Linked DNA regions of Homo sapiens: all the other regions are linked to region 2. A link is a contact called in ENCODE Hi-C or POLR2A ChIA-PET data. All regions are on one chromosome and are shown on one strand. The core of a region is the stretch at or near the end of the contact, and the rest is flanking DNA. Distances in the headings are between cores, read along the strand shown. Region 1 holds the start of SNAP47 (synaptosome associated protein 47). Region 2 holds the start of URB2 (URB2 ribosome biogenesis homolog). Region 3 holds the start of IBA57 (iron-sulfur cluster assembly factor IBA57). Region 4 holds the start of C1orf35 (chromosome 1 open reading frame 35). Region 5 holds the start of ARF1 (ARF GTPase 1). Region 6 holds the start of TSNAX-DT (TSNAX divergent transcript). Region 7 holds the start of SPRTN (SprT-like N-terminal domain).

Region 1 (4,197 bases), core at 3-2,502, 1.9 Mb before region 2:
ACGCTGCTGGCGGGGGAGGGGGCGGGGCAGTCTGACTACAATGGTTCTGCTTATTAGAAAGTACTGATCATGCCTATAATCCCAGTGCTTTGAGATGCTGAGGTGGATGCATCACCTGAGCTCAGGAGTTCAAGACCAGCCTGGGCAACATGGTGAAACCTAGTCTCTTTAAAAAAAAAAAAAAAAAAAAAAAAAGCCGGGAGTGGAGACGCCTTCCTGTAATCCCAGGTACTAGGGAGGCTGAGGAGATCTCTCTCAAAAAAAAAGGAAAAAAAACCATATTGACCTCCCAAAGAACAACACTTGCAGCCATGCGGAAGACAATCCAGTTTCTTTTAAACTGATTAAAGTGCCTCACGGGGAAAAATAGCTCCGTTGTGCACCCAGGGGCCACCTTCATCAGAAAGGCCTCTGGGTTCACGCAGCGCTAGGGAAGGCAGCGCCTCGGTGCGTCCCAAGCCCCATTACCTGCACAAGTGCCAGTCTTTGAGGTAGAGACAGCCCCTGGGAGAGGAGTAGCCCGCCTGTATGTACTCTTTCCAGTAGGTGATGTAGTCTCTGAGAGTCATGTGCTCTTTGGGGTTCGAGTTGTATTCCTGGACCCCACAGTTTGCAACTGGTACAACCACGTCTCCTGAAATGAAAGGCACGGTCCATGCCATCTCCCTGGGCCCCGTCCTCACTCCAAACCGTCTGCAGAGGAACTCTCCAGGGGCCACGCGCCTGGCCTCCCTCACCCTCCCTGGTGCCCCTCTCTAGGCGGGGGCCTCCCGGGCCTGGGTCCCGCCGGCCTTTCCTCCCCGCCCGGGGTCTGCGGCCGCCGCCCCACCGTAGGTCCGTAGCAGGTGGTCGAAGTCGGGCCTCCCCGCGGGCGTCACCCAGCGCCGCCGGCTGCCCCAGCCCTGCGTGAAGGCGCTGGAAAACACGCAGGGCAGGTTGGGCAGCAAGAAGCCCCGCACAAAGTCGGCGTAGGAGAAGGCGCCCGGCTCCGAGACGAAGGCTACCCGGCCCGGAGCCTGGCCGACGCCGGGGACATCGACCCCCAGGCCTCGGAAGTGGCTGTCGGCGAGGGCGCGCGTCTCGCGGTCCATCCAGCTCAGCACGGGTCGAAGGACCCTCCTCCTCACTTCCGCCGGAGCGGAAACGGTGAGGACCAGCCTCGGAACCAGAAGACGCAGGGCGCCGCGTTTCTGCCCCGCCAGCGCCTGGGGCTCCGGGCCTGCACGCATGCGCGCGGCTCGCCGCGGTCTTCACTGCGCAGGCGCCGAGCGGCCGAGGCGCCGCGGTCGGCTCTGGGACTCGTCTGGCGTCCCTCAGGTGAGCGACGGTGTTGGTCTGTTGGGCGCCCGGCCCAAGCCAAGCCGTAGCGTCCGCCCTCGGCTCAGTCCGCGCGCTGTGGCTGACACAGCCCGAGCCCTCCTTCCCGCATCCCCGGGGGGTGGGGGGTATGCGGGCTGCGCTGGGAGAGGGGCGGGGACAGAGGCGGTTCTGGGGGCGGGAGTGCGGCGGTGCGGGGGCGCCCAGGGATGATGGGACCCGGAGAGAACGGTGGGACCCAGAGGGAGAGCTGGGGGGCCCTGGGATGGTGGGATCTAGCGGAGATGGTAGGGTCCTGGAGGAGATGGTGGGGACCTGGAGAGGACGGTGGCACTTGGAGGGGATGGAGACGGGATCTGGAGGGGACGGTGGGACCTGGAGGGGATGGGGACAGTGGGGACCTGGAGAGGACGGTGGGATCTGGAGGGGATGGGTACAGTGGGGACCTGGAGAGGACGGTGGGGACCTGGAGAGGACGGTGGCACTTGGAGGAGATGGGGACATTGAGGACCTGGAGGGGACAGTGGGGATTTGGAGGGGACGGTAGCACTTGGAAGGGATGGGGACAGTGGGTTCCTGGAGGGATCAGTGGCACCTGGAGGGGACATGGGATCTAGAGAGGATGGTGGGGACCTGGAGGAAAATGGTGGGAGGGCTGGAGGGGGCAGGGTAACCTAGATGGGCGAATGGGGCCCACAGGGGACCTGGAGGGCATGGCAAGGGGCCCCAGGGGATGACGGGTGTCTGGAGAAGATGGTGGGGAATGAGGGAGGGTGTGAAATGAAGGTGTGGTGGGAGTGTGGGTAGGGATTTGGGGCTGTGTACACATGAGCAGGGCTGAAGTGGGAGGACATCGGAGTAGTGACATGAGGAGTGTTTTGCCAAACTTGCAACTGGAGTTACCCCAAAAGTGGCGGCAAGGGAGTTCCCCACACTATCCTCAGGTGGGACCAGTTGGGATACCAAAGAAAGAAGTGCTAAATGCATGGTAAGCCCAGAGCAGTTTTTTTTTTTTTTTTTTTTTTTTTTTTTTTTTTTGAGACAGTATGCAGTGGCACCATCACAGCTTACTGCAGCTTCCACCTCCTGGGCTTGATGAATTCTTTAATTCTGCTTCAGCCTCCCAAGTAGCTGGGACTACAGGCATGAGCCACTATGCCCAGCTTAGTTTTGTTTTTTTGTTTTTGTTTTTTTTTTTTTTTTTTGTAGAGACAGGGTCTCTGTGTTGCCCAAGCCGGTGTTGAACGTTTGGGCTCAAGCAATCCTTCTGCCTTGGCCTCCCTAAGTGCTGGGATTACAGGTGTGAGCCACTGCGCCAGGCCCTGCCTAGAGGTTTTGTTAGGGGAACTTTCATATAGAGTGGGCTGCGGTAGTCCTCGAGACGGGCAGTAAGGGAAAAGGGATGTCCTCCCTAGGTATGTCTCTTGGAAGGGGTGTGGGTTATGGAGTTTATAGGAAGGTTTCAGGAATTTGGCTCAGGGCCAAGGCCGTTTTCTTTGTAGTAAACCTAGATACTTTCTTCCATGCCTGGAAATGTTAAAGGCCCTGGATTGGGTTGAAGCCTGGTGGGGAAAACCTGTGGTTGGGGCACAGAGGGATCAGGGTACTCTGTGATTTTCGGCCAGGACACGAAAGTGGGGCCATGGGGGACCCTATGTGATGTATGTCTTGGTGTGCTGGAGAAATCAGCTCAAAGCTACCCACATGGATGCAGAAGGAAAGATAGCAGATTTATTGCCCCCGAAGCCTGGCAGGCTGTGTGCACATAGGTGCTCTGCGAGAGAGTGCAGAGTCTGGGCAGCATTTCCCAGGCGTCTTGACAGGGAGGTGGAAGGAGGAACAGTTAGAACCGCTCATCTCTCCCAGAGAAATGAGAGGCAGCTTGTGCTGGTTTGCACACAGTGCGAGGCCTTTGAGTTAGGTTTGGAGGTCTGATGACATTCTAGGGGCCATCAGACCATGACTGTGTCTTGTAAAATCTGGACACTGGGCTATCTCATTCCAGACCAAACAGAGGCATCCTAAGCGGGAGAGGGGCACCTGCCTTCCCTTTATGAAGCAATGGAAATGTTGTTTTATTTACTCTTATAAGTGGGGATATGGGAGGTTCTAGGAGTGCTGGGGCTCTGAGCCTTGCTGGAAGACTCTTTCCAAGGGGTGTGAGGTTTACCCAGGAGAACAGGGAGGAGCAGAAGAGGGAGGACCAAGGTCTGAGGAGTTGGAGGGAGGACTAGGAGGAAAGTGAGTTTTGGGAGTCTGAGTCCAGGTAAAGGTGGGATATGAGGGCAGGGACAGGAGGCGGAGAGTTGTTTTGGGGATTGTGTGATTCAGTGCGTGCTATGGTCCCTTCCTAGTCAGCCCTATTGTGGCTTGTGTGATCACGGTATGCAATTGTTTATTGGGGTTTTTTTTACACTAGAGAATCAGAATGTCTGGAGAAGTTACAGTTGCAGAGAAAGAATCACCTCCAGTTCCGTCCAGAGATGACTGGGGTTTTTTTGCTTTGGTTTTTTTTGGTTTTTTTGTTTTTTGTTTTTTGTTTTGTTGTTTTTGCTGTTTTGAGACCGCGTCTTATTCTGTCACCCAGGCTGGAGTGCAATGGCATGATCTTGGCTCACTGCAACCTCCGCCTCCCAGGTTCAAGTGATTCTCCTGCCTCAGCCTCCTGAGTAGCGAAGATTACAGGCGCGCACCACCACGCCCAGCTAATTTTTGTATTTTTAGTAGAGACGGGGTTTCACCATGTTGGTCAGGCTGGTCTCGAACTCCTGACCTTGTGATCTGCCCGACTCGGCCTCCCAAAGTGCTGGGATTACAGGCGTGAGCCACCGCACACCCAGCCGAGATGACCGTTTTTTATTCCTGGTGTAGAGCCGGCTT
Region 2 (3,814 bases), core at 1,306-3,805:
CTTAAAGCATTTAAAATTAAGTGCTTTACATAGACTGCCTTCTTTAAGCTCACAACAAACCTATGAGGTAGGTAACGTTCTTCAGATGGGAAAGCTGAGGCGCAAAGAAGTTACACAGTGCCAGGATGGGAACTCAGGACACCTGGCTGAAGGGTCTGAGCTCTCACCTTCTACAGCATCTTGCTGCTCAAAGGATTCTACATGTGACCAGGGGCTTCCTGAGGGAGCACAACAATGAATGCTTACTAGAAGCTTGCTGAGAGAATGATCAGAACACTTACTACCTGAGAAGCCACCAGTCACATACAAGACAGGCTGGAAACGTGACTTCTAGTACTGTCCACTGAGTAATACTGGTTTAACAGATGACCCCTAGAGCTCCCTTCCAGCAAAACAAATTAGCAGAAACAAAACCCCCTTTCTTTCCCCAGAGATGTCCTTCACAGGTGCTAATATATTGCTTGCAAAACCAAAAACCAGTTACTGAGTAGTTAAGTGAGGCCTTTACCTAGTTTCACAGTGACAGAAGCTCACATAAGCCTCACATTTACAGGCAGGAGCAACAAAACTATTCCAAGATACACTAATTTAATTTGTTGTTGATGACAAAGAAAAATACTCAAAACAAGCCCACCTTTTAATTTTCTAGCTTAGCGCTGATTTTTAAGGCAGGAAGAATTTACGATTCATTAAAAAATTAGCATATATTCCATTTAACGCAAAAACTTAGGACTACAGGGAACCTAGAAGGTATTTTGCCAAAAAGGAAACGATAATAGCTAACATTTAGCTATTTTCATACACATCATTCTTTTTCTGGGTACCTTTAAAAAGGTCGTTTTTTGGGAGGCTGAGGCGGGAGGACTGCTTGAGCCCAGGCCTGGGCAACATAGAGGCACCCTGTCTCTTAAAGATAAAAAAAAATCCACGTTTAAGTTATTCCTTATCATCGCATTTTATAGATGAGGAAACTACAGTTCAGAGAGGTTATGCAGATGGCTACATGGTTTCCATCCTAGGTCTACTGTCACCAAGCTCTATCCACTACATTATGCTGTTCCAAAGTTTAAAGATGTGGCCAGATGCATTTAACCTATTAAGCACAAAACTCCCTTTCCTACTCCCCCTTCCAAGTAGAGCTGTGACCAGGAACTGGGGCACAGCCTCCGTGTCCTCCCCTACATCCCCAACTCAGGTGTTGGCACACTTGAATCGCCTGATATAAGACACGCTCCGCACTTAATGTTCCTCTCAGCACAGCTCCCAACTGCTTGTTAGCAGGAGTCACCATTCCGAGATTCCAATCTGCAAGGTCAGTTTAGGTACAGTAATTTAAGACAGACACTGCATGGGACTGGCACTTACCTTCTGATCCCAGAACCACAAAGACTGCGAGATCCGCATTACAACGACTTTCACAACTGATGGGAGAACTGCATGTAGCGTTCCTGCACTCCACTTCCGCTAAGTCTAAAATGACACCACTGTTTCTAACCATCCACTCACTTCGGACCAACGCCTTATCGAATACATTTTCAAAAGCCTGGCAGCTTCGCGAGCTGGAGGTGGTGAACCCGTCCCACACCATGGGCGCACCAACCTTACCTTGCTGTCATGAGGCAACGAGCCCCGAGAGACACCCTTGCAGGTAAGCACTCTCCTGCAGCAGCTAGTCTAACTCTGGCTCCCCCGTGTCACACGCGGAGATCGACTCCACACCCACCCACGCACGATCACCATGTGCAAAGTTGAATCCCGACTTCGCCGCAAAGACATTTCCTTTTCCCCTACATGCAAAGGAGCTGTGGAGCCGTGCTCCCTGCTTGGCTGTCGGGCACTGGGATACCTTCCCCGCGGGCGCCCGCCACCTCCTCCCCGAGCCCGGCATCCAACCCGCAGGACCCACCCCTGCGCAGGAACGCGACGCCAGTCCAGGTGTAGCCGCCGACTGCAGGCCACGCCGCCGGCCGCAGCCCGGGACTCGGGAGGCCGAGGGCGGAGGCGCGGCCGTCGCGCCCGCGCAGAGCCGCCCGCCGCCCCCCAGCCCCGCCTCCCGCGCCCCACCCCCACCGCCCGCCGGCGGGAGCCAAGGCGCGCCCCGCCGAGGCCCCACCGCCCCGGCCCCCGCCCGCCCGCGCGCGCGCGCGCCTCGCGACCCTCCCGGCCCTCCCCGCCCGTGCTCCCGGCACTCACTGAACATCCCAGGCGGCTCCGGCTCCCCCCGCCGCCGCCGCCTCCGGGATCGGGTTGCTTCCGCCTCCGTCGTCTCTGCCGCAGGGTCTCACTCCGACGGCCGGCTCAGCTGGGCCCCCGCGCCCCGCGCCCCGCCGCCCCCGCCGCCGCTCTGGGCGGCCGCTCCATGACTGACTGACACGGAGCGGGCCGCGGGCTGGGCCGCTCGGGCCTCCAACGCGCAACCGTCTCCGCCAATGGGCGAGGCGCCTCGGCGCTCGGCTGGCGACGCCTGGCGTGCGTGCAGCCCCTCCCCGCTGCGCCGCCGGCGTCCGGCGGAAGGAGCGCGGGTACCGGTCCCACGTGGTGGGGACGCGGGACCCGTACAGCGGCCTCCGCCGCACCGGGACAGCAGCCGCCGCCGCTGCCGCCGTCCTCCCCTGTCTACCCGGAGCTGTCTCGAGCTGAGCCCCCTACCGGGCCGGATCCCGAGGTGAGTCCCCCACCTGCGGTCAGCCCCTGCGGGCAGCCAGGTCCCGAGGTGAGTCCCCCCACCCGGGGCTGGTCCAGAGGAGATCCCCCTACCTAAGGCCGGGCCCAGATGGGGGGCCCCCCAACCCTGCCCAGTTCCGGTGCCGCCAGCAGACTCTGGGCTGGAGCGGCTTCGGCACGCTCCATTCGCGAAGGCGAACTCCCTCCTGGCTCCTAGCTGCTCTCCCCTGGTTCTTGTTGCTTGGTCTCTTTCTGCTGGGCAGGGAGTGCTGGCAGGGCTGTGCTGTCCGCCCTGGACTTCGCATTGCCCGGTAAGGGCGGTTGGAGGCCCGGAGAGCCGAACTCTGGCGGAGCCGGGGAGAGCATCTCGGTTGTCTTTGTAGCCAGTTCAGCAAACACCTGTTATGCACTTTGTAGCTGTCGCGATGGCGGTTCTATGGTATTGAACTTAGAAAGTCAGGCATCGTTGAATTCGTTTTGGACATTTTGACAAAATAGGAAAACTGACAGCACTTGACGTTCTTGTTCTCTGCAGTAGAGTGAAGGATAACTTAATTTCTAAAATGAAAACGTCTTAACGTTCCTTTTTACTATAACTTTTAGGAAACTCAAAGCCAAGTTTACCCAGTTTAATAGTAACTGTAGGTGTTTGGTATGTTTGCTACCCCCGAGATTTCATGGTTTTTTGTTTTCTATTTTTAGTCTTTTCCTTGTGCAAGTATCTCTTGTAGAGTCTTTTTTGAAGTGTATGTGCGTTGTAAATTTATACACGACTGAATAAAAGTGTTAGTGGAAGGTTACTGTTGCAGCTGAAATAACTGTATTCCTTTGGGGTTTTCTTTTTCACTTGGAGACATATTACTTTCTCCGGATATTGCTTATGTATCTTTTCCTCTTTCAATTTGAAACCATGTATGAATGACTCTTTCCACAAGTAATGTAATCACTGATTTTGGCCTTGTTGAATTCCTGAACACTCACCTTTGTGGAAGTGATGTTTGATCATAGCTGGAATACATATAGTCCATCTTCTGTGTGTGCAGTCCATCTTTTGCTTGCTTTTGTCTGAATTTCCCCCAGAAAATTCTGGAGTCAAGCATCTTGTATGTAGATTTACCCCGACAAATCTGTTGATTCATTAAAAACTTTT
Region 3 (3,824 bases), core at 556-3,055, 1.5 Mb before region 2:
TCGGCTTCTCCACCCTCTGCCCTGCTGTGTTGGGGTTGAGCTCCATCTCCCCCAAGGCCGCCAGGCAGGGCCCCACACCACATGATGCGCCTTGGTGCAGTCTTCCTCACTGATGTTACTACGCATCATGAGGAATTTTTTTATTCAACAGATACAAAGACCTCTGCTTGCTGGGACTCTGCACCATAAGGACACATTGAGTAAGTCTTCTTTGGTGCTTTGAGTGGAGGGCAGTGGAGAGGGGAATGTCAACAGGGTGCATGGGCCCCAGGAGGCCAGCAAGGCAGGGATGGCTTGGACCAGGGCAGTCAGACTCTAGGGCTGAAGGCTGCTGGGGCCACCTTGTAGATGTGTCACCTACTACCAGGGAAAGTGGCCACTGTACAGGGCTGCTCAGCAGGGGGTATGGGACATCACTCCTCGAGAAAGCACGGTGGGGTGGATATGTCATAGCAGTGTGTGGTTCCTGCCTAAATTGTCCTCTGTGAGTTCAGCTGTGAAGAGAGGACGAGAGTTATTGGAAGGACGTCCTGTGGTCTGGAAGGACGTCCTGTGGGAGGACAGGCTGGGCTCCAGGGGAGCTTGGAATCCTGCACTGAAGAGGACTATAGACACATGATGGGGGTGACCCTGGCCTGAAAAAAGCAGAAGTTACCAAGGATGTGATTTGAAGCTGTGATTGTGTCTCATCATGTCACACTGATTAGGGGTGCGGAGGGGTTGTGGGCTGGATGGTGCCTGTCCTTATCCGTGGAGACACTTGGGGATGGAGCCTCCTGCCACCTGCAGCTGAAGTCCCAATGGTCCAGCAAATGAAAAAAATGACACAACAGCCACACGTGGACGCTGGCGAACTGGTAGGAAAGAGGAAGCGGCCGGGTGCGGTAGCTCACGCCTGTAATCCCAGCACTTTGGGAGGCCAAAGCCGGTGAATCGCTTGAGCCTAGGAGTTTGAGACCAGCCTGGACAACATGGGGAGACCATTTCTACAAAAAAAATACAAAAATTAGCTGGTGTGGTGGCTAGCGCCTGTAGTTCCAGCTACTCAAGAGGCTGAGGAGGGAGGACTGCCTGAGCTCTGGAGCTTGAGGCCAGCCTGGGCAACATAACCAAGACCCTGTCTTTACAAAAAATAAAAATAAAAATAAAAATAAAAATAAAATGCTGATACATGCTAGACCGTGGATGGACTTTGAGAATACTATGCTGAGTGAAATAAGCCGTCGCAAACGACAAATCCCGTAGGATTCTGCTCCTGTGAGGTCCCTAGAGGAGGCACGCTCATGGAGCCAGAAGGTACAATGGGAGCTCCAGGGCCTCGGGAGTGGGTGTTTAACAGGGAGTTTCAGGTTGGGAGGATGAAGAGGTTCTCGAGATGAGTGACGGTGCCCGACATGGGTGGGTGAAAACGAGGAAGGCCACCGAATGGGACATGGGATGGCGCTTAAGAGGCCGGCAGAAACCTCGTTACCTACCGAGGGTGGAGCCTGCGTGCTGACGGATAGGCCGAGTCCCCGCCCCGAAACACACCCCGCGCACGATGCTCCGCCCCACACGCATGCCCCACCCACCCAGCAGGCACGCTCGCCCCGCCCGCCCCTTCCAGCTCGGGAGGCCCTGCTCCTCACGCACGCACTCTCAGTCGGCCTCAACCGGCGCTGCTCCGCCCCTCAGGCACGCACGTTCCGTTCACCCCTCACGCACGCACTCTGCGCCCGCCCCTTCCCGCCTCCCTCCGGCGGCCACCGCCAGGGGCCGCTGTGGCACCCGCCCCTCCCGCTTCCTTGGGCCCTTCCCGCTGCCCCACTCTTGTCCAAGATGGCGACCGCGGCGCTGCTTCGAGGCGCCACTCCGGGGCGCGGCGGCCCGGTCTGGCGCTGGCGGCTGCGCGCGGCCCCAAGGTGCCGCCTGGCCCACAGCTCCTGCAGTCCTGGTGGCGACCCAACGGCCGGAGCGGCCTGGGCCTGCTTCCGGCTGGACGGGCGCACCCTGCTGCGCGTGCGTGGCCCCGACGCGGCGCCCTTCCTGCTAGGGCTGCTGACCAATGAACTGCCGCTTCCGAGTCCTGCGGCCGCGGGGGCCCCGCCTGCTGCGCGCGCGGGCTACGCCCACTTCCTGAACGTGCAGGGCCGGACGCTCTATGACGTCATCTTGTACGGGTGAGCGCGTGCTGGGAGGGCGCTCGGGGGCGGGCACCCAGGGGAGTGGCCAGGGACCGGCACCCAGGGACAGGGCGGGCGCCCGGGGCCTGCAGAGGGCGTGGGGGGTGGGCACCCGGGGAGGGCCGGGATGGGGTGGAAGCTCAAGGGTGGGTGGGCCAGCGACTGGCACTCAGGGTCAGGCACCCAGGAGATTCCACTTGGGATGGACACCCAGGGGAAGCTCACCCAGGGCCCAGCACCCGGGGGAGGGCACCCAGAGGAGGGCTTGGCTCAACACCCAGGGATGGGTCAGCGACTCATCCAGGGGAGGCCTGGGGGCCAGCCCACCATATCAGAGCAGAGGCGTCTCTAGGTGGGCACCTCCCAAGTGGGCCATCTGGTGACCCTTCTCCCTCCGCAGGGACAAGGGGTTCAGGGGCCCCGCCTGGTGGCAGAGCTGTGTTTCTGAGTGACAGCTTGTGGTGACACTCCCGAGTTCTGTTTACCTTGTGTTTCCCTGTGTCTCCCCATAGCTGGTCACATTGGCATTTGGCTCAGTCATCTGTGCTGACATCACGACTGTCAGTGATGTTCATGCCGGGTCAGGGCCTTGACTGCTTACAGCCTTGGGTTTCCCTTGCCCAGCTTCCAGGGACCTGGATCCCTGAAACCTCCGCCCGGTGGAGTGGATCTGGTTCGCGGCCGCCTGCCTGCTGTCCCTGCTATGGCGGACCCGGTTCTTGTTCTCTTCAGCTTACTCCTGTGTTTTGGTTTCAGGGGATGGACACCTTTTTAATGACTTCCTGAGCTACGTGGGGTGAATTTTTGGACTCATTGTGTCTCTGCTAGTGGCTTTACCTGATATCCTGGCTGGGTGTAAAAATCTAGCTTGGAAATTGTCACCGACAATGTTCACATCACAACTTTGTTTTCTCGCTGCCAGCTTTTCTGAGAAGTCTGGTGCCGTTCTTATTTGTATGTGAACTGTGTTTTTCTCAGAAGCTTTTCTTTATTCTTGATGTCGTGAAATGTCATGCTGATGTGTCTTAGTTTGGGCTTTTTCCATATCACATCTCTGGGCACTTAGTGGGCTCTTTAAATCTAGAACCAGAGTTGGTGAAATACGGCCCTGAGGTCAGACCCAGCCCATTGCCGGTGTTTATAATAAAATTCTCTGGGAACCCCACCCGTTGGATTCCAGGTGGTCTGGGGCTTCTTTTTTTTTTTTTTTTTTGAGACGGAGTTTTGCTCTTGTTGCCCAGGCTGGAGTGCAATGGCACAATCTTGGCTCATTGCAACCTCTGCCTCCAGGGTTCAAGAGATTCTCCCGCCTCAGCCTCCCAAATAGCTGGGACTACAGGTGCCTGCCACCATGCCCGGCTAATTTTTGTATTTTTAGTAGAGACAGGGTTTCACCATATTGGCCAGGCTGTTTTCACACTCCTGACCTCAGGTGATCCACCCGCCTCGGCCTCCCAAAGTGCAGGGATTACAGGTGTGAGCCACTGTGCCCGGCCTGGGGCTGCTTTTGTCTGGAGTGGTAGAGTTGTGGCACGAGTGTGGCCCTCAAGCCTAAGTTATTCACTGGCCCTTTACAGAAAAAGTGTGCCCACCCTAGCTCAATAGGCTTAAATCTTCATGTCCCAGTTCAGAGATATAGTCATCATAGTCTGTCTTATGTAT
Region 4 (3,753 bases), core at 1,158-3,657, 1.5 Mb before region 2:
CATCCCTGGTATGCGAAACCTGGAGGTTTTCCAGGAAGCCGGCTGCTCCAGAGCTAGCTGTCAAGTCTTTAGCCCCACAGGCTGGTGCCCAGAGCCACTTCCACAGGAGCAGCCTCGGGCTTCACCCACACCCAAGGAGCTTCCGAGGCAGGAGGCAAGCAAGGTGAAGGGAGGGTTCAGGGTCCCACAACAGCAGTGAGCAGGGTCCAGCCATCAGGCCTCAGAGCCTCTGTCATGCCACCTGCGAGACGGGCTCCTCCTGTCCCCACTGTGTCCCCGCTTCCTCCTCTTACAGCAGGGGGAGTTGGAGTCGGAGTCATGGTGGTGGTGCCTGGGCCTGGGGAGACCAATGGCAGTCAGTCACTCGGAAGGAGTCAACCAGGCCCCCACCCCCAAGAGGCAGATATGGACCAGGGCATACCTCTCAGGAGATGTGGGAGAGGAGGTGGCCTCAGCTGGCCGCCTGTGCTCTTTGTCTTTCTTCTTCTTCTCTTTCTTGTGTTTCCTCTTTTTCTTTTTCTTCTTCTCCTTCTTGCTTTTCCTGTGGCTCTCACAACTACAAGGAGGATACAAGGTGTGCCTCAGACCCTAGTCTTGCAAGCCAAGAGAGTGAACACAAGCAGGCCCCATCCAGATGAAGCCACCACCCACAAGTGCGTCTTTAAATCAGTTAAATCAAACTACAAATTCCACTCCTCAGTTACGTAGTCACGTGGCCAGTGGCTACGTGGGTTAGAAACAGATGCAATATCCCCATCTCCACAGCACGCCCCTGCCCCACCCCAGCCGTGCCCTTGGCAGGTTGACACCTTCCTACCTGCACCCACCAGGCCACTCTTAGGGTCAGGCCCAGGCTCACCATCCAGGAGAAGCCCTGGAGGTGCCACCCACGGCAGGAAAAGGCCCCGCCCCAGGTCCTGAGTGCCCTCCCACGGCACAGCGCCCGACCACTGCCAGTACTTAGGACCTCTCTTCAAGGGTGACCCGAGAAACTCCCCTAGAGAAAAACCTAGGAGTAACTGGGACAGGAAGTAAAGTAGGGCAGGCCACCCGCCGGGCCGGTGCGCCAAGAGAAGCTGCCACCTGCCCGAGTGGGAGCCGCTCCGGTCCTCCCGAGACCCCCCACCCCGGGGCACAGCTAGCCCAGGTGGCACAGCCTCACCTGCTTTCCGTCTGATCCTCCGCCCGCGGCTTCCTCCTGGCCGAGGCTGCCGAGGTCCCGGGCCCGCCGCTCTCTACGCGGTGATGCTGCGGGAGAAGCGAGCTCTGCGGAGGAGTCTGCGGGCCGGCCCCACACCACGCCCCGCAGCGCCCCGGGGAGCTCCGTTCAGTGCCCCCGCCCCGCCCCACCCCTGTTAGCCCCTGCTGCGGTCAGGCGGGGCGGGGGATTACCGTGAACACAGACAGCCCCAGTTTGGCGGCCTCCTTGTCCTCTCGGGACATCGCCACGCGGCCCACGGAGCCACTGCAGGGACATGGCGATGAAGACAGTACGGCAGGGGTCCGCCTCACCCGAGCAATCGAGCCCAGTGCTGCCCTCCCCTGGAAACCCGCCCGCACCTTGCGCTCCCCAGCCCCAGCAGCCGGTCCACGCCCTTCTCCTCGGGGTCGCCTCCTTCCCGCTTGCAGACCTCCGCGAAGTCCTGCAGGTGCGAGAGCACAGGGAGCGCTCGAGTCGGCCCCACACCCACGGCCCTCCACGCGCCCCCCACCCCGGGGAGTTACCTCCTTGCTCAGGCCCGTGGGCTGCTTCTTCACGTTCTTGTAGCCACTGCGAGAGGGCCGGGGCAGGCGTCAGGACGGACGGACCTCCTCCCACCACAGGTCCTCACCACTCCAGCCTTCGTCCTCAGGGTCCCGCCCGCGCGAGTCCCCGCAGCCCCGCTCCCGCCCAGCCCGACCCCCAGTCCCCGGCCCCGGCCCCACCCTGCCCCGGCAGCGCCGTCCCAGGCACCGACCGCTGCCGTCCGCGGACACTCACAGGGCGGCCAGCAGCGCCTCGCGCTCCGCCTCCCGCACGGCTGCCAGTTCCTCCTCGCGGCTCGGGCCCGCGCATGGCGCCCGGCCCTTGGCGTACCAGGTGAGGTCGCGGCCCTTCTGCCAGCGGCCTACCGGCGCCATCAGCGAGTTGCCTGCGGACGTAGACGCTGTGAGTCCAGCGCCCGCCCGGGATCCCGGAGCCCGGAGCCCGGAGCCCGCCCACCGCGCGCACCCACCCAGGTAGTTCTCCCGCTGCTTGTCAGTCTTCACGTCCTCCCAGTTGAACTGGTCCTGCCCGCCGCGCACGCCTCCACGACTGGAGCCGAACATGGCGCCGGGAAGGCAGTTGCCTGGGGCCTGCGGCTTGCAACCTGCAACCCGCAACCCGAGACCCGCTACCCACTACCGTCGGACCCAGGCCCGACCCCGCCTCCGCGTCGCGCGCCGTGACGTCACTCCCGCGCCCACTCGGCTTCGCCGCGCGCCTCTGCGCAGCGCACTGCCCCGGATCTGTGCTCCCGCGCATCACCTCCACGTCGGCTTTGGGCGCCTGCGCACTGCGCCTACCCTGCCGGGCGCGGGAACGCCTCTGAACTGGAAGTTTAAAAATGGTTAAAACGGGGCCGGGCGGAGTGGCTCTCGCCTGTAATCCCAGCAAGTTGGGAGGCCGAGGCGGGCGGATCGCTTGAGGTCGGGAGTTCGAGACTAGCCTGTCCAACATGGTGAAACCCGGTCTCTACTCAAATACAAAAATTAGCCGGGTGTGGTGGTGCACACCTGTAATTCCAGCTACTCAGGAGGCTGAAGCAGGAGAATCACTTGAGCCGGGAGGCAGAGGTTGCAGTGAGCCGAGATCGCGCCACTGCACTCCCGCCTGGGCGACAGAGCGAGACTGTCTCAAAAATAAGAAGTTAAAATGGGCCAGGCGCGCGCGCGCCCCTGTAGCCCCAACGCTTTGAGGCTGAGGCGGGAGGATCTCGAACCCAGGACTTCGCGCCACTGCACTCCAACCTGAACGAGTGAGCGGACCCTGTCTCATAAAAAAAGAAAAAAGAAAACACACAAGATGCGCCTAGTTAACACCGCCAATTGGTCACTGCTAGTCGCGATTCCATATCGGGAGCTTAACAAGGTAATGACCTTAATGATTTGTGGAATTTCTGAGTATTACCCAGTAAACTTCTGGATGAACCAGCAGCTACCCAGACACCCTCAGAGCACTGGTCCTATCCCTGCCGTGTTAAACTGAATGTGCACCCTAACTCCCATGTGAAATCCTCACCCCAAGGCGTTGGTGCTTCGGAGGTGACTAGGTCATGAGGACAGAGCCTTCATAAAAGGGACCCCAAGAGCTTTGTGCAGCTTTCTACTGTGTGAAGGCAGCGGGAAGGAAGTCTGCAGTCTGGAAGAAACCCCTTACCAGAACCTCAGCGTGCTGGGCACCCTGATTTTGGAGGTTGTGACGTACCCCTGCTTCCCCTTTCCACTTTCATTCCCAGTGCTGACTGAGAAACAGAGTCCCTTGGCCACTCTGTGACTTCGCCAACTGTATAATTTCCTCTGCAGACTTGAACCCGAGCCATAGCCATGAACGTTCCCAGGCACAGATGACAGTAACTAGGTTGTTGCTCAAAACACAGAAAGAAACTGGACTCAGCCTGAGCCAGATTCCTCAAACCCTCATATAAATTCCATTCACCAACCCCCTCCCCCACGGACATACCTAGAGAGAACTTCATTTCTCTCACTGCCTATTGCAAGAACTGCTGCAGC
Region 5 (3,878 bases), core at 558-3,057, 1.5 Mb before region 2:
AATCCCAGCACCTTGGGAGGCCGAGGCGGGTGGATCACCTGAGGTCAGGAGTTCGAGACCAGCCATGGCCAACATGGTGAAACCCTGTCTCCACTAAAAATACAAAAATTAGCTGGGCATAGGGGCAGGCGCCTGTAATCCCAGCTACTTGGGAGGCTGAGGCAGGAGAATTGCTTGAACCCGGGAGGCGGAGATTGCAGTGAGCCAAGATTGTGTCACTGCACTCCAGTATGGGCGACAGAGCAAGACTCCATCTCAAAAATAAATAAATAAATAAAAAGTATTTTAAAGGAAGGGGAGGCAGGCTCTGGTTCCCACACAATCCCCGCTCAGTGACCCTGGAGCCACCCCTGGCCACGCTCTGCCAGCAGAGAACCAAAGCCAGGTCCCTTCAGCCCTAAAGAGGCCATAACCACATGTAACCCCCGTGAAATGTCCGCACATGGCCCCGCTCTGGCTGAGCAGGGAGAGGCAGCACAACCAGAAGGTTCCACAGGCATCCACAACCCTCCCTGGGGCTTTCCAAGAGTATCTGAGATGCCTGTAGGGTGGGAGACGTCCTTCCCCTAAACAGACAACCCTGCCACAGCTTCACAGAGGTGAGATTTCGGAAGGGAGCCCCAGGCAGAAAAAGGGACTAAATTTGGGGGCAGGAGGGTCACCGCTTTTGGGGACCTTCGTAGCCCCCGCAGGTGCAGCCCTGGGGGAGAGATCTGCCCATCGCAGCCTCCAGAGGCAGTGAGGACGCCCTGCCCAAGGGGCAAGCAACGTAGGTGATGGGGGCAGCAAAGGGGCGCAGGAGGCCTGGGCCAGGCCCAGTGATCCCACCCCTCAGGCCCTGCCCCCGGGCCTCGGCCTGCACAAATCAGGTTGATTCCCGACCTCCACAATACCCAGGGCACTGTGCTGCAGGGACACTTTCCCACAAGCCCAACCCCTCACAGCAGCACAAGGGAAGAGGCAAGAAGACCTGAGGGTGGTGGGCAGAGCCAGGCCTCCAGCACACGGAACACAGAGGGACTGCAACGGTCCTCTGTTCAGGTGCCTGAGAGCGGGATCTCCTCCGCCTCAACTGGATCTCAGCTTAAAGGCCAGCTCATTAGAGACCACTGTGACCTCCCTTCTGGGCGGCCGTCCCCAACCCTGGGCCCCACCCCCACGGCCCCCGCCTCACCCCGGGGTCCCCAGGCCACCTCCTCCTTTGCTTCATCTGCGGCCAGCTCCCCGGCGTCTGCTCCGGGCCCAGGTATGAGCCCGCGCGTCACTGCGGCCGCCGGGGCGCCGAGGCCAGTGCGGGGACACAGCAAGCCTCCCGCCTTCGGACCTTCCGCCGTGGCCCCGCGAGTGCCACAGGTTTCCACAGGGCCGGGGCACGTGGACCCGCGCAGCCTGGGAGCCAGGAACCCCAACCCCGGCGAGGGGCGCCTCGCACCCCCGTCCTCACGCAGTCCCCGAGGCCTCCCGGTGACTGCCGGGTGTGGGAGGAGGAAGGTGGCAACCAGCCCCGCAGCTCCAGTTGCTGCAGGAGCCCCCCGGGCCTCAGTCTCCAAATACGCCAAACGGGCGGGAGTGAGCCACAGGCTGTCTTCGCGGAAGACTCACAGGCGCAGGCGCAGACGGGTGCGCGCCCCTAGGGTGCGCGCGAGCTAAGACCGCGGCCCGGGGCAGGGTGTCCCCGGCCCCGCCCCCTGCAGCCCTACCGGAGCCAGCGCGCCTGCGTCGCGGGCGCACGGTGGGCGGAGTTCCCGGCGTCTCCGCCCCTTACCCGGCGTGCCCCGCGCCCGGAGGCGCTGACGTGGCCGCCGTCAGAGCCGCCATCTTGTGGGAGCAAAACCAACGCCTGGCTCGGAGCAGCAGCCTCTGAGGTGAGGGCGAGGGGCGCGGGCCGGTGTGGGCCGCAGAGACGTTGGAGCCGGCGGGGGCTGGGGACTGGCCTCGGGGCGACTTGAGGTTCGCGAAGGGCACGTCGACCCCCGCGGCGGCGGCGGCGACAGGGCCGGGCCGGGGGCGGACGCAGACGGGCCGGGCTGAGGCTGGGGCCCGGCCGGAGTCGGGGCTGGGCGGACGGGCGGGTCGGTGAGCTCCTCGCACCCCTCACAGGTTCCCGAAGTCGCTCGCGGCCGCTTGTCCTCCTCTGCCTGTCCCTGCCCCCGCCCGTCGCCCGGAAGTCCGCTTGGACGCCGGGCTCTTCTCCAGGAAACCTGGGCTTCCTGCTTCCCTCGCCTCTGCCTTTCTCGTTTCCCGAGGCCGCCCGCGCGTGGACGGTTGGGATTAGCGGCCGCGGGGGCCGGTGGGGGTCGTGGGGCCTCCCCCACCCGAGTACAGGCGAGCGAGCGGCATCCGGGCGGACCCCCGCCTCGGGGACCGGGAAACTGAGGCTCGGGCGGCCTGAGACGCCGTCAAGGTCATGTAGGTGGTGGGGGCTTGCATCTTCGCCTCCCGACTCCATCCAGTTCGTGTTTGCTGTGAAGACGGTACCGGGTCAGGGGTGGTGAGAGCGGGCGGGCAGGTGGACAGGAACCCCGTGCCCTTCCCTGTCTGCTGAACGGAATGCGTGGACCTCCGGGGGAGCCCAGAGTGCCTCCCTTCACACCAGTGAGACGCAATTTGGGGTCAGCACTCAGGGCACCGGTGGCCTCCAGAGGGCCGGTCGATCTTCGCTTTAACTCCAGGGTGGTTTCCTTGACGTTGTCGGCAGTAGATAAGAAGGCCTCTTCTGAGCTGGTGAATCTTTAACCTACCTGAATCTTTAACCTGCCTGCGGAACGACCTGCTCGCAGACTCTAGGCCGCAGAGGCCGGCCCCAGCGCTCTCTCGGAGCACAGCCTGGGTGGTTACGGCGTGTGAGATTGGGGCTGGACAGCCGTGCGCACCTAGAGTGTTAAATAACCATTCCGACGGCACCTCCTGGCACTCCCTTTCAGTCCAGGCAGCCAGTTGCTGCTTTGCAGGAATTGAGCAGAAATGCACTCGGAATCGCGGGCAGGAAAAGAAGGGAGGTCGGAGGCTTTGGATGGTCCCCGAAGTCGCCGCCTAGTTGAGAGCTGTAGAGTTGGTGCCACTGCCCCTGTTGGAGTGGGCAGTTGTAGTTCTTGTTTCAGAACTAGTGGTCAGCAGTTTTCTTTGCCGGCTGTTGCAAGGCTGGTGGTTCTGGCGTTTTCCGCAGTGTGTTGGGAGGAGTGTGAGATGCCGCGGTGCAGTTGTGTGCGGCCCCTGTGGCCCTCTGCTGTTGCGTTAGCCATTGTCTAACACGTGTGACCGCATGGATGGTGTCCTCATTTAATTTGAATTTTCACCAGCACTGCCTAGGTAGCCAGAACCATAAGGTCCTGAAATGCCGTACTATTAGCTGGGTCCAAAATTGAGAAGAATTGAGTAGTGTAAATGTTAGTCACACATCTCATTGGACACATTGTTAGAGTGTGTTGTCCATGTTTTCACATGTTGGTAGACTGGAGAATAGCTGTCACTTGTCTTCAGGCGTATCTTGTTGAAAATAAATCCAAATCACTGCAGCAGTAGGAATATGCTGTTGCCTGTGAGGCAGATTTTCGGATTTGCTAGTTGAAAAAGATTTGAAACAGTTGGTTTGGACAACAGCTGAGTCACACAATGACTGTGAGTGAAAAGCAAAAACTGGTTCTGTGCCCCTCACAGTTCTGGTTTTGTACATCATGTGGTCTAGCTATGGGCTGTACCTCTTGCACAATATGGAGAGGACATTCAGACATCTTCAACTGCTCATCTGCCCCTACGGACCAGACAGGCTTGAAACTATAGGAAGATGCATTTGACCTTTCATTTTTCAGTTCAGTAGAATTTAATATGGACTGTCAGCCGCTGCGGTGATCATGGAAGTAGACCTAAGAGAAAAAAAC
Region 6 (3,619 bases), core at 993-3,492, 1.9 Mb after region 2:
GAAAAAAAAAATTAGCCGTGCATAGTAGCATGTGCCTGTAGTCCCAACAACCTGGGAGGCTGAGGTGGGAGGATCACTTGAGCCCGAGGAGGTCGAGGCTGTAGTGAGTGAGCCGTGGACTGCAGCCTGGGTGACAGTGAAACCGTGTCAAAAAAAAAAAAAAAAAAAAGCAACAATAACAAGTAAAAACAACATCAGAGGTAAGATCCTACTAAAAATCTTTACCTTCCTCTCCCTGACTTGGGGTGGTTGTCTTCCTTTAAAAAACAAACAAAAAACTGTTTTGCCAAGTACCAAAACTATGTGTTTGCATCTGAAGCAATAAAACAAGGAGACCAGGTAGGGATGCAGGTTGTTACAGAAGTTGAAATCTATTTCCTGACAAAGGAGTAGCTACAAGTTGGAACACCTGGGGAGGCCTGGGGTAAATGCATATGCAAATAAGTGCTGGGAAAGTGCTCCTGGGATTCACCTCCCTTAAATACTTTCAGAAGTCATTACAGGTTATGAAACTTAGTGTTCTAATCATTACATTTATGGGAAAGAGTGGAAAGCAGTTCAGGTAACATAGCTGTAGTTGAACAGGCTAGGGGAGTGGTGGCTGGAGAAAGAAAAGAAATATAGTTGATCCAGGTTTTGGAAAGTTGAGATCTTGGGATGTGCTACTCCAGGAGAGTTAGGAAAAATACCCTTTTCCTCGACTATGGTACAGTACAGTAAGTATTGACTCTGAAAATGTTCGTAAGTACTGGCTTCCTTGGATCTAGAGGGAGTCACATTAAAATGGCTACATTTGTATCAGAGCTGTCTTTTATTCTTTTTGGCATGGTCAAGTCATTTCTAATCAGAGTAGGGGGAATACTGGTAGATCAGACGTCACTCAAACTCATGAGAATTATCTGTTTAACATCCACAAAGCAAGTAGCCCAACAAGCAAGGTCCCCAGGAGCCTACTTTATCCTCAAGGAATCTGCTTAGTCAATTGACGTATTCACAGGGCTGGAGAGGTATGAGTGGTGGTTACCTTCGTGCCAGAGCAGAACATGCCTTGTAGTTACTGCCATATTCTAGCCAAGTTACTCCATTTACTGTTCCTTTGTTCCTAAATTAACAAGGAGAAAAGACTGTGTGTTCAACACATGACCACAATAGAGAGGTTATTTAGAGAAAGCTTAAAATGTACTTGTGTTTTCTGTACTAGGCCTAGGGCACCCCAGTTATGAAGCCTTGGCCTGAGTTTCTCTCTAGACGGTGCTGAATTGCCATCTAGTTACCTATTCTGACACCAGGAACATGATTCTTCAACAAACATTGACGGAAGCTTACATGGGACCGGATCACAGCGCTGAGAAGCACTGGGGCTAAGGGGCGGCACAAAGTCTAGATATGGTGGCAGCACCTGCTCATAATGAAATGCCCACAGTTTAGTGGAACACAGCTGCTATTACTCACCTGTCTATCATTTTGTTTGGGAGAGCCCTGGTGGGAGAGGAGTATGGTATTTAATATTTAATTGAGCAGTTATATGTGAAAGAGCGTTTTCACGAGACTTAACTCCTTTCATCCTCAAATAACCCTACAAGGCGGGTACTATTCTATCCCTATGTTACAGATAAGGAAACTGAGGCAGAGAAGTTGCGTGCTTCATCAAGGTCACACAACCACTCCGTGGAGGCAAGTTGAACACAGGCTGTCCGGCTTCTGAGAGCCAGTGGAGAGGAGGGAGACGGTGGGAGACGGGCAGGGGGAAAAGGTGGAAGTAGACCCGAAGGGCAGGCTTGATCTTCATAAGAGAAAACAGTACTAACACCATCCACTGATTGACTCGCATATTTCCATCACTTAAAGCTCCTGGCGTCACTGCCAGGAATGGAAAGTTAAAAAACTCCCAGCTCTGTAAGGTTCTGCCTGGATCCTGAAAAAAACCTTCCCACATGCCCCGAGGAAACTCGAGGGCTCGCTTCTTTCTCACATCCCTGGCCCGGGGCACCGGAGGTCCCGCTCCGGCGGAGGAACTACAACCCCCACAGCACCGCGCGCGAAGCTGGGCCCCCCTGAGGGAAGGGTAAGGTGTCCCGAAGGTGCCTTCAGAAAAAAATTACGTACGTTTTTCGTCGCTTTCCCACGATCACACAGATCTCAGGTCCAGGAGGACGCATCGTCTTTTTAGTAACAGTGCATGCTGTGAGGCTTGTAGAGTCGCCTCTCTCTTCAGGCGCAGCAGAGGGCGGCCGCAATAGTACGCTCGCGCGGCGGTGGCGGGTGGTGGTCCTTGGACCACGCGGTGGGCGGAGCCAGCGGCGACGGCCTCCCCTCCCCTCCGGACGCAGGCCGGAAGTACGTGAGAGGAGACTTCCGGCCACTGCGTTGTAGTCGGCCCGGCTGCAAAGCGTTTTTCTGCAGGCTGTTTTCCCAGGTTCCCTCGGCCTGTACCTCGCGCACTCCTCTTGCTCCAGGTCCTTCAGTCTCCGCTCGTCTCACCGTAGGCTGTGACGACATGAGCAACAAAGAAGGTGGCGTCCTTAACAACACGGGGCGTTATTTATCCGGAGGGGGAGGTTCTCCAGTCTTTCTATGCAGTTTTCCCCTTTTCACCCTTGAAGGATGCCTTCGTCCCTTGTAGACTCGGGGGCGGCCCCTCTGTTTCTCTCCCCGGCCAGATCGGCCCTGTTTACACCTCCTTTTTTCTTAAATTTTTGAGGTGTGATTTTATCCTAGTTCAGTAATTGCTGTAATGCCAGATCATAGCACCAGTTGGTGGAAACTTGGATGATTTGCTTGGAAAGGCCTGGGCAGCGTCTCTGTCAGTCTGCGGAGAAAGCCTCTAAGGCGAGGGCCCTGTGGGTATCTGGTTTTAAAGCAAGGAGTAGGTTTGTCTATGTTGTGTTTTGCAAACTCTTGGTGATGGAAGATCCCTCTCTTTTTTTCTTCTCTATATAAGGATCAGGAGGGTTCAGGAAAAGGAAGCATGACAATTTCCCACATAACCAAAGAAGAGAAGGGAAGGATGTTAATTCATCTTCACCCGTGATGTTGGCCTTTAAATGTAAGTTCTCTGCAATGTAAGTTGAAGAAGGGGAGAGAACAAAATTATTTAGCCATGGTTATGCGCAAGAAAACAGTCCCTAAGAATTTAATGTGAAACTTTAGCTGGAGGTTTTGTGATGGCGCTAGATGTACCCTAAAAGTCTGGATTACAAAGGCCTTCACTTTTATGTCCCATTAAGAGAAATATTAGTAATCAGGTAAACATGACTTAAACACAAGAAACAGTAAACATTAATTAATATTTGACATGTCACATACTCAAGAATTGTGTACCTGATAATATTTACTCATCTGTTATATGCTAAAATATATTTTCATTTAGTGTGTATTTGTTTCCTCTACTAGACTTGAAGACAGGGACGGTATCTTTGTTTTAACTGTAACACTTAGCACAGAGTGGGAGCTTGTATCTATTAGTGAATCTCGCATATCTATATACACATATTTTCACAGTCCCCTTTTCTCAGCATATTAACTTGGACAAGTTATTCCTCAATTCAAAACAAACACAAAACAAAATCCTCTTCCTTTTGTCCCTGTCTATCCACTATCCTGTACCTTACGTTTCTGT
Region 7 (4,143 bases), core at 1,632-4,131, 1.7 Mb after region 2:
TATTTTCCTCTTTTTGATTTTTGTATTTTTAAGAGGGCACTTTTAATTTTCAAGTTGTGTTTGAAACTATAGAGTATGCTAATACAACTTAATATAAATATAAATAATATATAAGCTCTCTCTCTGCATATATACACATATAAACAGACCCAAGCATTAGACCACTGATGTTGTACTTTCAGGATTCACACGAATAAGTCTAGATGCATTCCTCAGATCTTGGAGTTGCTTGGCAGGTTTCCCCACACCTTCTTCAAACCTTTTCTCCACCACAGGGAGGACTGTTTCATATAAAAAGGATGCATTCTGTCTGATAAAAGCTTTCTTCTCTGGATCCTGCTCACATCGAAGACTATAATCCACATGCTGAACAGCAACCAAAATGATTTCCACCAGGCTCTCCAAAAGTACCATGTGCAGCTCTGGGAAATACAGCTTCAGGGCCTCTTCCAAGAAGCCCATGGTCTGTTTGGTGAAAGCAACCACTGTGTAACTTAGGTTCACCCAGCAGTCATCCCCTGTGTACTGCTCAAAGTTACTTACCCCACAACTTTTCATCTCTTCTTTGAGCTTACCCAGGGCTTCTGGCGTCATCAAGTTCATCCTCCTCCACATCTCTTCAGAGTTGCGATGTTTAGTGGCTTCAATGATGATTTCTTTGTAACTGTGCAAGGCCCCTTGGATGTCTTTCACCAGAAGGGCATGGATGATGAAGGTGAGATCCAGTCCGATATCACCCAGTTGCTGGCAATGCTCCTTAGCCACTTTTACACACTCAGCTGCTGTAGAGAGGCTCTCCTTACTATCAAACACCTGCTTGCTAAAAGCATCCACGAACATGCCCATGGCTGATCTTGCCCAGACCACAAAGGCAGAGTAGCAGCCGCTGTCAGTGCCTGCAAAATCGATCTCAAATTCTCTTGCAGTCTCGAGAAGGCTGGTAAAGAAGACATGGCACAGCTTATGAATATAGAGTAAAGTGGCACCTTCGATGCGAAGCTGACGAATTGCAGTATGAACAGCGGCTGCCCTGTTTCTCAAAAATAGCTCACAGGCCTTCGTGCACTGGCCCAGCCGGATCAGTTGCGAAACTGCTCTGCGAGTAGCCTTCGGACCACCTCTCAGGGAACGATCTGGGGAGAGTTCGAAAACTAGCACCTCAGTGAGCTGTCGAACTCGCTCCTCCACTTTGGCCCTTAGTTCTTTTACAGGAGGTGGGCTAGGTTTATCTTCCAGGTAATGGTTCAATTTATCCAGCAGGTCAACCGCCCCTTCAAAGTCTCTCTGCGCAATGCAGACATCCAGGTCTTCAGGTAACTCCTGGATCCATTCCATGGAGAGGTCCACCTTCTCTTCCTCTACCTCAGGAACAGCTGGTTCTTCTTCTTCGTCATCCTCAAATGGGTTAGTGGCCTTGGAAGTCACTTGGGGTGGCCCTCGAGGGGCCGCTGCCTCCTCCTGCTCCCTTCGCCTTTTCTCACTGAGGGCCCTCTTGGTGTCCTCCAGCACTTCCAGCCACTCTCGTTTGATTTTAGCATTTTCGGCCTGGAAAATACGGCTCTCGGGGAACATAAGCAGCTTGAACATGTCCTTCATGGGCGGGTTGTCCTTGACATTGACTACGGCCAAACCATCTAGGGAATAGAGAGCGTTGTAGCGATACATCCCACGCCGCTGAGGCAGCCAGGTAGCCACCAACAAGCAATCGTTCATGAGAAAGCCGTGCACCCGCTGCAGTTGGGCCATGTGGTCCGCATCGTATTCCACTAGGTCCCCATTGTACACCAAGTACTGTCCCGGCGTCTCCAGCAGATGCCTGCAGCCTTCCACCTTCTCAAGCAGGGTGGTGAGAGTGCGCTGCTTTCCTTCCTCGCCTGGACCGGAGCCGTCGCGGGAGGCACCCCCGGGGGTGGAGAAAAAGCCGGCCTGGCCTCGGAGGTGGTCTCGGCCCCCCGCCCCACCGACTCCCTCCTCCCCTCCAGAGGCGGCGGCGGCTCCGGCGGCAGCAGCGGCAGGCAGCAACGTAAGCGGGATGCTCTCCAGGCTGCTTTTCTGCTCGGTCAGCAAATGGCTGAGCTGGTACATCTCGCTCTCCAGGTAGGAGATCTCGCGGGCCGTCTCTATGAACTGCCGGTAGTTCTGGTAGACGTTGCGCTTCAGGTTCTGCGCCGTCTCCTCCGCCAGCGCCTGGATGCGCTGCCGGTGCTCCTGGAGGTCCCGGTCCCCATCCGACTGCTGCGAGAGCTGCTTCACGTACAGCCGCGCCTCAAAACCCCCTGACTCCAGCTGCCGACGCAGGCGGCTCGCCCCACTGTCCGACATCGCCATCGCCATTTCTCTCCGGGTCTCACGCACTCACTGTCACTATCGGCGCCGCAGCCGCCGCGGCTGTCTAGACCCACCCAAGGCCAACCGAGCTCCTGGGCTGAGGAAGCAGGAATGGGAACGAGACGAGTACGCCTGCGCCGGGTCTGAGCGTCAGACACTGCGCCTGCGCAAGTGGGCCGAGCGCAGACATTGCGCCTGCGCAGCAATGCCATCGGTTAAAGCGCATGCGCAAGATGAGCTATTGCGGAAGTGAGGGGAGGGAGAGGCCGAGAGAAATTTCGGTACTGCGCATGAACCGAGCGTGACGTTGAGGTTTGAAATAACCGGCAAAGAGTAAAGGCTGAAACTAGCTTCCTGAAAGCTTCGTAGGGCCCGAGCCCTGTGAGCCCAGGTTCTGCGCCCACTAGGAGGTGTCATGCTGACTGCTTTTTTTAAAGCCCTAGAATCTTGGCTTCGGCGTTTGGGGTAAGCTCCGTTCTCGTTCTCAAGCGCGTTTCCGCGAACTCTCGCGGGATTGACGGGCCGTCTCGAGAGCCGGCATCTCCTAGGAGCTAGTCCTGGTCCTCGGCTAGGCGGCTTGGGGTCGCGGCGTAACTGGGGAGCCAGCCTGACGCCGGCGGACCCCGCCTGTGATCCTGGCAACGATGGATGATGACTTGATGTTGGCACTGCGGCTTCAGGAGGAGTGGAACTTGCAGGAGGCGGAGCGCGATCATGCCCAGGAGTCCCTGTCGCTAGTGGACGCGTCGTGGGAGTTGGTGGACCCCACACCGGACTTGCAGGCACTGTTTGTTCAGTTTAACGACCAATTCTTCTGGGGCCAGCTGGAGGCCGTCGAGGTGAAGTGGAGCGTGCGAATGACCCTGTGAGTTCCGAGCCCCGCTGGGGAAAGAGGCGGGACTGGCAGCTTTCCTGCAGCCCCCGGCCCTGGTTTTCTCTCCTTTCTCTAGTCCGACGGTCCCAGGGGGCGTTAAATGAGGGGAGTCTGGTTTTGGACCTGGCAATTCCTGCCTCGGCGTGTTTCTGTCTTCCTTACCTTTTCTCCCACTCGAACAATAAGAAAGCTGTGTAGACCACACCGCCACGGTTGGACTCAGGGCCGTAACAAAAAAGAGATTTTTATTTGAATCTCACTTCACTTGAAAATAACAAGTTCCTGATTTGCCTTATGATAGTGCTGTAGGACCCAGAAGGGAGAAGCAACCAAATCTGCACCTAAGAAAGTGCTGAGGACGCAGAGTAACTGCCAAAGGATGTGTGTTCTCCTCCTCTATTCCCGTTAGGAAACCCACTTTAGTTAGCTCGTGTGTTGCATTGGGGATCTTCAGTGATGCTTTTAAAACGATTCTTTTTCTACACGCTAAATTTCAGAAATCCCTATTTGAAATAATAATCTACTCCTGCACGTGAACAGGGTTAAGTTTAAGATACAGTTGTATCCCAGCATGCTTGTTTTTGAGTTGATAGAAAACAACCTACTGTCAAACAAATTAAGATATGATATTAAATTGTGTTTAAAGTACCAATTTCCTTTATACAGGCGTCTGTTATGATTTTGGAGATATGCTACTGGAGATATCTGCTTGTTAATAACACCGAACTGTAACTTGTCGGAAGGAGACTGGGAGTAGCAGAATAGGATTGCCTTTGAGCTGTTGCAGCCTAGCTAGGGCAAGGGGAGCTGCAGTTGGGCCATGTGGTCCGCATCGTATTCCACTAGGTCCCCGTTGTACACCAGGTACGGTCCTGGCGTCTCTAGCAGGTGCCTGCAGCCTTCCACCTTCTCAAGCAGGGTGGTGAGAGCACGCTGCTTTC

Evidence for each region. A loop is a pair of places that touch in the nucleus more often than their neighbours do. ChIA-PET counts read pairs that join two places held with the same protein, here RNA polymerase II (POLR2A). Pooled maps may share reads with other maps.
Region 1: a loop to region 2 is called in a map of CD4-positive, alpha-beta T cell, with 5 times the contacts of the local background. The contact joins the promoter of SNAP47 here to the promoter of URB2 in region 2. A Hi-C loop is called at or near these places in 2 of 168 maps with a recorded cell type or tissue (CD4-positive, alpha-beta T cell and naive thymus-derived CD4-positive, alpha-beta T cell) and 6 of 50 pooled maps.
Region 3: a pooled map shows a loop between it and region 2 (10-fold over the local background). The contact joins the promoter of IBA57 here to the promoter of URB2 in region 2. A Hi-C loop is called at or near these places in 2 of 37 single-sample maps with no recorded cell type and 9 of 50 pooled maps. POLR2A ChIA-PET finds 5 or more read pairs at or near these places in 1 of 52 experiments (GM10248).
Region 4: a loop to region 2 is called in a map with no recorded cell type, with 5 times the contacts of the local background. The contact joins the promoter of C1orf35 here to the promoter of URB2 in region 2. A Hi-C loop is called at or near these places in 3 of 37 single-sample maps with no recorded cell type and 6 of 50 pooled maps.
Region 5: a map of gastrocnemius medialis shows a loop between it and region 2 (6-fold over the local background). The contact joins the promoter of ARF1 here to the promoter of URB2 in region 2. A Hi-C loop is called at or near these places in 2 of 168 maps with a recorded cell type or tissue (CD4-positive, alpha-beta memory T cell and gastrocnemius medialis) and 7 of 50 pooled maps.
Region 6: a map of CD4-positive, alpha-beta T cell shows a loop between it and region 2 (28-fold over the local background). The contact joins the promoter of TSNAX-DT here to the promoter of URB2 in region 2. A Hi-C loop is called at or near these places in 2 of 168 maps with a recorded cell type or tissue (CD4-positive, alpha-beta T cell and naive thymus-derived CD4-positive, alpha-beta T cell) and 8 of 50 pooled maps.
Region 7: a loop to region 2 is called in a pooled map, with 10 times the contacts of the local background. The contact joins the promoter of SPRTN here to the promoter of URB2 in region 2. A Hi-C loop is called at or near these places in 7 of 50 pooled maps.

The regions. Positions count from the first base shown.
Region 1 is chr1:227,734,183-227,738,379 of GRCh38, forward strand. SNAP47 (synaptosome associated protein 47) reads left to right here and starts at 1,253. Exons shown (of 5, transcript NM_053052.4): 1 at 1,253-1,317. It overlaps JMJD4 (jumonji domain containing 4), which reads right to left and starts at 1,120. Exons shown (of 6, transcript NM_023007.3): 1 at 830-1,120; 2 at 469-634. The coding sequence starts at 1,091. RefSeq lists silencers at 642-841, 1,302-1,591.
Region 2 is chr1:229,623,692-229,627,505 of GRCh38, forward strand. URB2 (URB2 ribosome biogenesis homolog) reads left to right here and starts at 2,556. Exons shown (of 10, transcript NM_014777.4): 1 at 2,556-2,665. TAF5L (TATA-box binding protein associated factor 5 like) reads right to left here and starts at 2,431. Exons shown (of 5, transcript NM_014409.4): 1 at 2,194-2,431. RefSeq lists enhancers at 1-495, 1,340-1,389, 3,050-3,129 and silencers at 1,880-2,069, 2,160-2,859.
Region 3 is chr1:228,163,999-228,167,822 of GRCh38, forward strand. It overlaps IBA57 (iron-sulfur cluster assembly factor IBA57), which reads left to right and starts at 1,806. Exons shown (of 3, transcript NM_001010867.4): 1 at 1,806-2,159. The coding sequence starts at 1,819. It overlaps IBA57-DT (IBA57 divergent transcript), which reads right to left and starts at 1,514. Exons shown (of 2, transcript NR_103540.1): 1 at 1,476-1,514; 2 at 88-494. It overlaps LOC124904534 (a long non-coding RNA gene), which reads left to right. Exons shown (of 2, transcript XR_007066913.1): 2 at 152-1,184. RefSeq lists an enhancer at 1,391-2,293 and a silencer at 1,398-2,437.
Region 4 is chr1:228,100,918-228,104,670 of GRCh38, forward strand. It overlaps C1orf35 (chromosome 1 open reading frame 35), which reads right to left and starts at 2,408. Exons shown (of 8, transcript NM_024319.4): 1 at 2,217-2,408; 2 at 1,982-2,132; 3 at 1,726-1,771; 4 at 1,561-1,643; 5 at 1,393-1,465; 6 at 1,163-1,248; 7 at 422-556; 8 at 1-337. The coding sequence starts at 2,310. The coding sequence ends at 214. RefSeq lists enhancers at 454-1,174, 1,175-1,894, 1,895-2,615, 2,616-3,335 and silencers at 1,243-1,322, 1,573-1,742, 1,903-2,172.
Region 5 is chr1:228,080,901-228,084,778 of GRCh38, forward strand. ARF1 (ARF GTPase 1) reads left to right here and starts at 1,808. Exons shown (of 5, transcript NM_001658.4): 1 at 1,808-1,865. RefSeq lists silencers at 1,105-1,234, 1,245-2,064, 2,095-2,194.
Region 6 is chr1:231,526,314-231,529,932 of GRCh38, forward strand. TSNAX-DT (TSNAX divergent transcript) reads right to left here and starts at 2,243. Exons shown (of 3, transcript NR_173106.1): 1 at 2,107-2,243; 2 at 1,025-1,102. It overlaps TSNAX (translin associated factor X), which reads left to right and starts at 2,356. Exons shown (of 6, transcript NM_005999.3): 1 at 2,356-2,513; 2 at 2,942-3,046. The coding sequence starts at 2,498. TSNAX-DISC1 (TSNAX-DISC1 readthrough (NMD candidate)) reads left to right here and starts at 2,340. Exons shown (of 16, transcript NR_028393.1): 1 at 2,340-2,513; 2 at 2,942-3,046. RefSeq lists enhancers at 1,623-2,444, 1,913-3,112.
Region 7 is chr1:231,335,412-231,339,554 of GRCh38, forward strand. It overlaps SPRTN (SprT-like N-terminal domain), which reads left to right and starts at 2,882. Exons shown (of 5, transcript NM_032018.7): 1 at 2,882-3,193. The coding sequence starts at 2,973. EXOC8 (exocyst complex component 8) reads right to left here and starts at 2,441. Exons shown (of 1, transcript NM_175876.5): 1 at 1-2,441. The coding sequence starts at 2,334. The coding sequence ends at 157. RefSeq lists enhancers at 1,743-2,618, 2,166-2,215, 2,256-2,315, 2,619-3,493, 2,896-3,095 and 1 more and silencers at 1,876-2,045, 4,117-4,143.